Linked DNA regions of Homo sapiens: region 1 is linked to region 2. A link is a contact called in ENCODE Hi-C or POLR2A ChIA-PET data. All regions are on one chromosome and are shown on one strand. The core of a region is the stretch at or near the end of the contact, and the rest is flanking DNA. Distances in the headings are between cores, read along the strand shown. Region 1 holds the start of PHF10 (PHD finger protein 10). Region 2 holds the start of AFDN (afadin, adherens junction formation factor).

Evidence for each region. Hi-C counts contacts between places; a loop is a spot of excess contacts on that map. ChIA-PET counts read pairs that join two places held with the same protein, here RNA polymerase II (POLR2A). Pooled maps may share reads with other maps.
Region 1: a loop to region 2 is called in a map of naive thymus-derived CD4-positive, alpha-beta T cell, with 13 times the contacts of the local background. The contact joins the promoter of PHF10 here to the promoter of AFDN in region 2. A Hi-C loop is called at or near these places in 1 of 168 maps with a recorded cell type or tissue (naive thymus-derived CD4-positive, alpha-beta T cell), 4 of 37 single-sample maps with no recorded cell type and 7 of 50 pooled maps. POLR2A ChIA-PET finds 5 or more read pairs at or near these places in 1 of 52 experiments (activated CD8-positive, alpha-beta memory T cell).

The regions. Positions count from the first base shown.
Region 1 is chr6:169,723,092-169,726,471 of GRCh38, reverse strand. It overlaps PHF10 (PHD finger protein 10), which reads left to right and starts at 1,972. Exons shown (of 12, transcript NM_018288.4): 1 at 1,972-2,627. The coding sequence starts at 2,541. It also overlaps a transcript of DYNLT2 not described here. RefSeq lists an enhancer at 1,307-1,849 and silencers at 1,781-2,080, 2,151-2,390, 2,491-2,870.
Region 2 is chr6:167,824,653-167,828,248 of GRCh38, reverse strand. It overlaps AFDN (afadin, adherens junction formation factor), which reads right to left and starts at 1,338. Exons shown (of 34, transcript NM_001386888.1): 1 at 1,012-1,338. The coding sequence starts at 1,116. AFDN-DT (AFDN divergent transcript) reads left to right here and starts at 1,453. Exons shown (of 2, transcript NR_027906.1): 1 at 1,453-2,846; 2 at 3,443-3,596. RefSeq lists silencers at 1,186-1,385, 2,300-2,369 and enhancers at 1,536-1,615, 1,646-1,715.

The DNA.
Region 1 (3,380 bases), core at 723-3,222, 1.9 Mb before region 2:
CCCACCCCTCAGCCTGTTTGGGGCTTGAAACCCAATTTCTACTTCCATTGCACATCTACCTGTGTCTTTCTTACCTGTCTTTAAAGCAGTTTTCAAATTCTAGGTCAACCTTGAAACCTCCATTTTTTTTAGTTGGTAGTAAACTCCATTTTTTTTTTTAGTTGCTAGTTGTTTTCCCACCTAAGCTGCCTTAAAGTACAATTATATATTCGTACCATATTGTATTAGTGTTGAAGCTGCCTATAGGCAGGGATCTAATCTATACAGTGTCTCCTTAATATTCTTCTTTGCCTTGCACATTGGAAGACTGAATCAGTTATTTGTTGACTCCAGAATAAATTTGCATTTGATCTTGTCAACCTAAATAACAGACAGGTTTGCCAAACATGACAAATTTATTTGAAAGTGGGCATTGCAATGTAGAATATGGTGTCATAGTAAACTATAGGTGTATTCAGGGAGGTAAAGGAAGATAAGGGGTTTAAAAGGAAAAACGAGGAGGATTACGTAAGTTGTTTTGAAACAATTATCCTTGGCTACAAAGATCAGTAACAAAGGGGATGGCCAGTCCAAGGTTGGACAGGCAGTTGCTGCGCAAATGTCCTTGAAGCATTTTTTTGTGTAGTTTTGTGGCCTTTGTGCAAGGTTGTGGTTTTGGCAGTCTTTTGTGCTAATTCTTTATATCAGGCAATTATTAGTGAGAACTTTCCCATCACGGCTTTCCCTGACTCCATTCTCTGACAGCTTTCACAATCTAGAGACAGAATCCCGGAGGGAGAGGAGTACCAAATAGCTTAAGAGTTTTTTTTTGTTTTTGTTTTTTTTCTTAAAAAAAAAACCGCTAAACTCTACCCTGATCAGTGAAAAGAATTTAGCTGAAAGATGCAGTTTCTTCTTGGCAGATTCAGACAAGAAGTGCGGCGGAAGCTTACACCTGCACGTGGTGGGACAGAGGCAAGAACGGATGGTCTGGCTGAGGCTGAGAGAACCAAGCTGGATTAGGATCGGCTTGAGGGCCCGGCGTCGTCAGTGGTGACCTCTCTGACCTGAGGCAAGTGAGTCAGGCTGGACTGAGCGTGTTAACGTCGGTGTTTGTCAATGTGACGCGCTAGAATAATCCCTTTATCTTTCCCAACTTTTGTTTGTTGAGTGTAGGCAACTATAATGAATGGAAAGGAAACCGGATTGTACTTTAAATCCGAGAACATTCTCTACTCTCCAGAACAAGTCATCTGCAGGCGCAGGCAGTGGAATCCGTGAGGCCAGCTGTACGGCGGGCCGCCCCGGACCCAGGCTTGGCTCCTCACTTTCCGCTGTTTTTAGTGCGGTCCTACAAGTGCCCTGGTGCAGCCCGAGATCAGTAATAAATGCAGCTGAAATACACCGGCTCCCACGTTCTCGCGGGGGTACCTGCCAGGCCGGCGTCCACGCTCCTCCCCGGCTCCCGGCCGACCGCGTTCTCGGCGGAGGCATCAACCACGCGGGCACGCAAAGCCACGAGGGCCGAATCTCAGCGACTTCTTCCCGCTGTGCCTCCCGCACGCTCCGGGGCGGGCGCCGACAGCCCCCGGGTGCAGCTGCGGATGCTCGGGGAAGCGTGGCCTGGGCAGGTGGCTCCGCTGCTCTCTCGGAGCGCCACCAGCGAGAGGGGCGACCCGAGAACAAAGGCGGGAGAGGAGCGGCGACCGCGAGCGCGTAGAGGCGGAGGCCGCGCAGTCTCCGCGCGACTGCTCCGGGCAGGGCGACCCCCGGCAGAGAGGGGGCGGGGCGGGGACCCCCGGGAGGGGCGGGGAGGGGCGCGGCGGGGGCGCGGAGAGAGGGAGGGAACGAGGGTGACGCGCGGAGGGGCCGGGCCGGGGGCCGCGGGGAGGGGGCGGCTGCGAGCGCGCCAAGTGGCGACGTGCCGGGCCGGGGCGGGCCGGAGGGCGGGCGGGAGGTGGGGCGCGCCGGGGGCTGGGGGGAGCCGCGGCCGAGTACAACGCCGGGCCGTGGGGAGCCAGGCGGCGGCGGGGCTGAGGCGGCCGCGGGGCTGAGGGGAGCGGCGGGGCTGAGGCGAGCGGCGGGGCTGAGGCGAGCGGCGGGGCTGAGGCGGCCGCGGGGCTGAGGCGAGCGAGCGGCGGGGCTGAGGCGAGCGAGTGGCGGGGCTGAAGGGAGTCGCGGCGGCGCTGAGGCCAGCGGCGGAGCTGTGGGGGGCAACGGTGCTGAGGCGGTGGCCGCGGCCGGGCGGGTTGGGCTGACGTGAGAAGCGCCGCCGCCGCTGGGCCTCCTCCATTCCGGCCCGCAGCCCCGCGCCCTCCCAGCCTTTGGCGCCCTCCCGCGCGGGCGGCGCGCTGGCGACGGCCATGGCGGTGGCGGCGGCGCTGGCGGGCCGCGGGGCGCGCGGCGGCAGGGGCCGGCCCCCGGGCGGGCGGGCGGAGGGGGCGGGGCCGGGGCGGCGGGGGGCCCGCGCGGCGGCGGCGGCGGCGGCGGCGGCAGCGGCGGCGGCGGCCGGGACAAGGCGGAGGCGACGGCGGCGGCGGCGGCGCGGGGCGCTCGGGCTGATGGCGGCGGCGGCCGGGCCCGGGGCTGCGCTGTCCCCGCGGCCGTGCGACAGCGACCCAGCCACCCCCGGAGCGCAGTCCCCGAAGGTGAGGAAGCGGCCGGTGCGACCCGACCCTGACCCCGTCCCGGGCCTGGGTGCCGGGGCGTGGGCCCAGTCCCACCGGCGGCCGCCCAGCGTCTCGGGGGCGTGGGCCCAGGCCGGGCGCCGCGCCTGAGACCGGGGGTGGTCGGCGAGGCGGGGCCCCGAGGTGAGCCCGCGGCCTCTAGCGAGCAACAAGTGCGGGCGGGCGGGGGACGCGGCGCGGCTTCCCCGAAGTTGGCAGCCGGCCCTGCTTGACAAGCTTGTCCCCAAAACGCCTCCTCCTAGGCCAGCCGTGGGACGGAACGCGCCCGGGGCCGAGAGAGTTGGCCTCGGAGGGGCCTGCAGAAGCGCGCGTTCGCTCAGCGTTCATTCCGCGCATAGTTTGCCGAAGTGTTTGAACGCTTACTGCAAAAACCGAGTGGCGAACGATATGGAAAATCAACACACTCAGTGAACTTACTGTAATAACTAAGTTAATACGCAAGCGTCCGGATGTTTTCAGCGGAAGTCTGTTAAAACTTTTTACTGCTTGAGGAGGTGAAAAGAAATTGGTGCTTGTGGAGAAAATGGAGATGAGCAGTAGTGTCACGCATCAAAACGTTTTGGTTCTAAAGTTAGGCTAGCAGTTTGTGACAGAAAGTTGGAAGGGAGGAATGATGTTTTAAAAGCCTGGAAGCTTGAAATTGGATTGAAATTAGAAGGCGGTGGGAACTGGAATGCTGCAGAGCCAGCCAGCCTTCGTGCGGTGCGCGGTGTG
Region 2 (3,596 bases), core at 89-2,588:
GAGCTAGTATTTTATAGCAAGTATTAACTATAAATTACCTATTACAACAAATCAAAAATAGACGCTATTAAAATGATTTCCTAAACGGGCACAAATATTGAGTGAAATTTTTTTATGCTGGTAAAGTCTGTGCAGCCACCGAATGAACAGAGCGCGGAACCGACCCTTGCGGAGCGATTTACAGGGTTGCTCCCCGACCCTTCACCTCCCTCCCCTCTCCACGGAGCCCTTCCTAGTGGACTTGGACTCAAACATTTTTTTAAAAGCTGCTCGGAACGCTTTCAGCAGCTTTGCTATAAACAACCCCCATTGTTACCAGGCCAGGAGCGAGCGTGATTTCCTCCTCCTCTCAGGGAGCCAGCCTGGGGCCGGCGCCTCCCTCCGGGCAGAGGCCGCCGCAGAGGGCCCTTCCTCGCGGCCCCGAAGGTGGAGAAGGCGCGCCTTTCCTCGGAGGCGTCCGACTCCGGGCCTGTGCCATCAGGCAGCCCGCACCTCCCGAACTTTGTGATACTGACTTTCCCCTCCCAGCTGGCAGCCTGCAAGTTTATGAACCCGAAGCACAGCGCGCGTCACAGGCTCCATCCCGGCCACGGCGAAGGGGCGCCGCGAGCCACAACCGGGCTGCAGGTGGAGGGCGCCGGCCCCGCGCGCCGCCGCGCCCCCCGCGCCGCCGGGGATGAGGCCGGGGCCGCGCCGCGCTCGCGGGGGTGGGGGCGGCGGCCCAGGTGAGCCACCAGGTGAGCGGCCGGAGAGGGGAACAGGTGACTGCCGCGCCCCGCCAGCCCCCGCTCGGCCCGCGCGACCCCGGGATACACCGCGGCAGGGGGACGGGGGCTGCGGGGGACGCCGGGGCCCGCGGTGGGCCTGGGGGAGGGGGAGGGGAGAGAAGGGGCGGAGGGGGGAGGGGGAAAGGAGGGCGGGTCCGCGGCTGGCGGGCGGCGGCGGGGGGGAGGGGCGGGGCGCGGCGCAGCGGGCGGGGGTCGCGCAGGCCCCGCGCCCGGCGGTGCTCACCTCGGTCGGCTGGCTGATCTCGAACAGGTCCAGCCGGTTGGCGTTCCAGTGGTGGATGATGTCGGCCAGCTTCCGCCGCTCCTCGTCACGGCCGCCCGCCGACATGGTCCTGGCCGCGCCTCCTCAGCCGCGCGGGGCCGGGGCCGGAGGACGGGCCGAGGACGACAGGTCCGCGGGGGCCCGGCGCCCCTCGCCACCCCCCGCCGGCCGCCTCCGCCTCCGCGGCTGCCTCCGCCTCCGCGGCCGCGCCGCGTCCTCCGACTTGGCCTCCGCCTGGGGCTCAGTCCGCGCCGCGCCGCGCCGCCTCAGCCCCGCCGGCCGGTGTGCGCCCGGCGCCCGCCGCCCGCCGCCCGCACCCGCCCGCGCCCCGCCCGCCGCCGTGCGCGCCGCCGCCCGCCGTGCGCGCCGCCGCCCCGCGCGGCGCCGCCGCACCTCCGGGCCGCTCCACTAGGTGCTGCTGCCGCGGCCGCCAGGGAGGGAGGTGTCGGAGGGCGGGCCCCGCGCGGTGCTAGGGTTCCGTCTGGACTGGCGGTGGTGGGTCCCAACCGGCGGTACCGGGTTCCTTCCCGACCAGCGGTGCTAGGTTCGGTTCGGACGCGCGCTGCTGGATCTAAATGGGCAGTGCTGGGTCCGATGGGTGGTGCTGTGTTGGGTCCGGACGCGCGGTGCAGAGTCCGGACGGGCGGTGCTGGATCCAAATGGGCGGTGCTGGATCTGGACGGGCGGTGATGGGTCCGATGGGCGGTGCTATGTTCGGTTCGGACGGGCGGTGCTAGGTCTAAATGGGCGCTGCTGGGTCCGATGGGCGGTGCTGCGTTCGGTCCGGACGGGCGGGGACGGGCGGTGCTGGGTCCAAATGGGTGGTGATGGATCTGTGGACGGGCGGTGCTGGTTCCAGACGGGCGGTGCTGGGTCCAGACGGGCGGTGGGTCCGATGGGCGGTGCTAGGTTCGGTTCGGATGGGTGGTGCTAGGTCTAAATGGGCGGCGCCGGATCCGATGGGCGGTGCTGGGTTCGGTCCGGACTGGCGGGTCCGGGTCTGGACGGGCGGTGCTGGATCCAAATGGGGGTGCAGTGCTGGATCTGGACGGGCGGTGCTGGGTCCGAACGGGCGATGGGTCCCATGGGCGGTGCTAGGTTCGGTTCGGACTGGCGGTGCTGGGTCTAAATGGGCGGCGCTGGGTCCGATGGGTGGTACTGGGTCCGGACGGGCGGTTCTGGGTCTGGACGGGCGGTGCAGTATCCAAATGGGCGCTGCTGGGTCCGGACGGGCGGTGCTAGGTTCGGTCCGGACGGGTGGTGCTGGGTCTAAATGGGCGGTGCTAGGCTCAGCAGGGGACCGGTGGGCGTGGCGGCACAGGTACGGAGCGCAGGGCCGGTGGAGCGCCCTCTCCGAAGGGCCCTGCGCTCCCCGCGCTCGCTGCTCCTCCTGCCCGCGCATTGCCCCGGGGCTGCTGCGTGTTTCTTCCAGGGTGATTCCTTTCCGCTGGGTCACTTCAAAGCCGACCTTTTCAAGCTGTTTTCTTCCGCGGAGGACACGTTGTTAGGCTTTGTGTGCATTTCAAGGGTCATGTTTTCTGAACCGCGCTCTGCCGCTCTTGGGGTGTTCGAGCCCCCACACTGCTGTGCGGTGTTCCTCTCACAGAGTGAGGTTGGAGGGTCCCACTCCCTTTGTGTGTCTCCTTAGAAAACGCCTCTTCTCTCAGACACATCGTTATCTGCCAATTCTTCGCAGACGTAGAGAACGGACTGCAGAGTTAATAAACGTCGAGGGGAAGCTTTGATGCGCCCCATTTGGCCCTGAGAGATGCCACGTGATCGTCATTTTAAATCCTGTACGTGTCCCCGTGGACGTGGAAACCTGAAATTAATTTCAGTAGCAAGCTTTGTGAATTGTAGGGATTTTTTTTCATAAGGTGTCTTTTTTGTAATTGCCCCTCCCCTCCCCCACCCTTTGTTTTGGCTGCAGAGCGCCATCTCTGCAGTCTCCCCACGCCGGGTTCAGTCAGGCGAAGTTGCGTTATCTGTGATGTGTTGTAACAAAAAGCGTTTATCTTTGAAACACTAAGGCAAGTAATGAGAAGAGTGAACTATATTTGACAAAGCCTTTTTATTTTTGTCATTACTTTTTTTTCCAATGTGGAAATAATTTTTCTCTCCACCAACTGGATTTCCTCTTTTGCAGACAATTAAAGAATTCTGTCATCCCCACTGGGTTCTGTCTTTTCTACCGCACTTGTCCAGTACAGCTACATAAGGAGGCTTCTCAGCAGAGGAGCCTGGGGTGTTGAACCAGTGCCATGAGGGAATGAATTATTCAATAGATCGCTAGTCTCCTTTCTTAAAATTAAAGTGTGGTGACTTGCAGAAAAGCATCTGTGTCTAAATGTCATCTTCGTGTTCTAGCACTCGGTTTCTTTATGCCTTTCAGTTCCTGGGCTTCCCGATGGACTCGAGTTTTTACTATGTGAGCATCCCGGTGCCTGCACAGCAAGGACTCTCATTGGGTTCCACACGTGCTGCGCAGATCCCTGACGCAGCGTTCACTGAACCTCAACTGCAGGAGCTTCATTCCTGAGGACGCT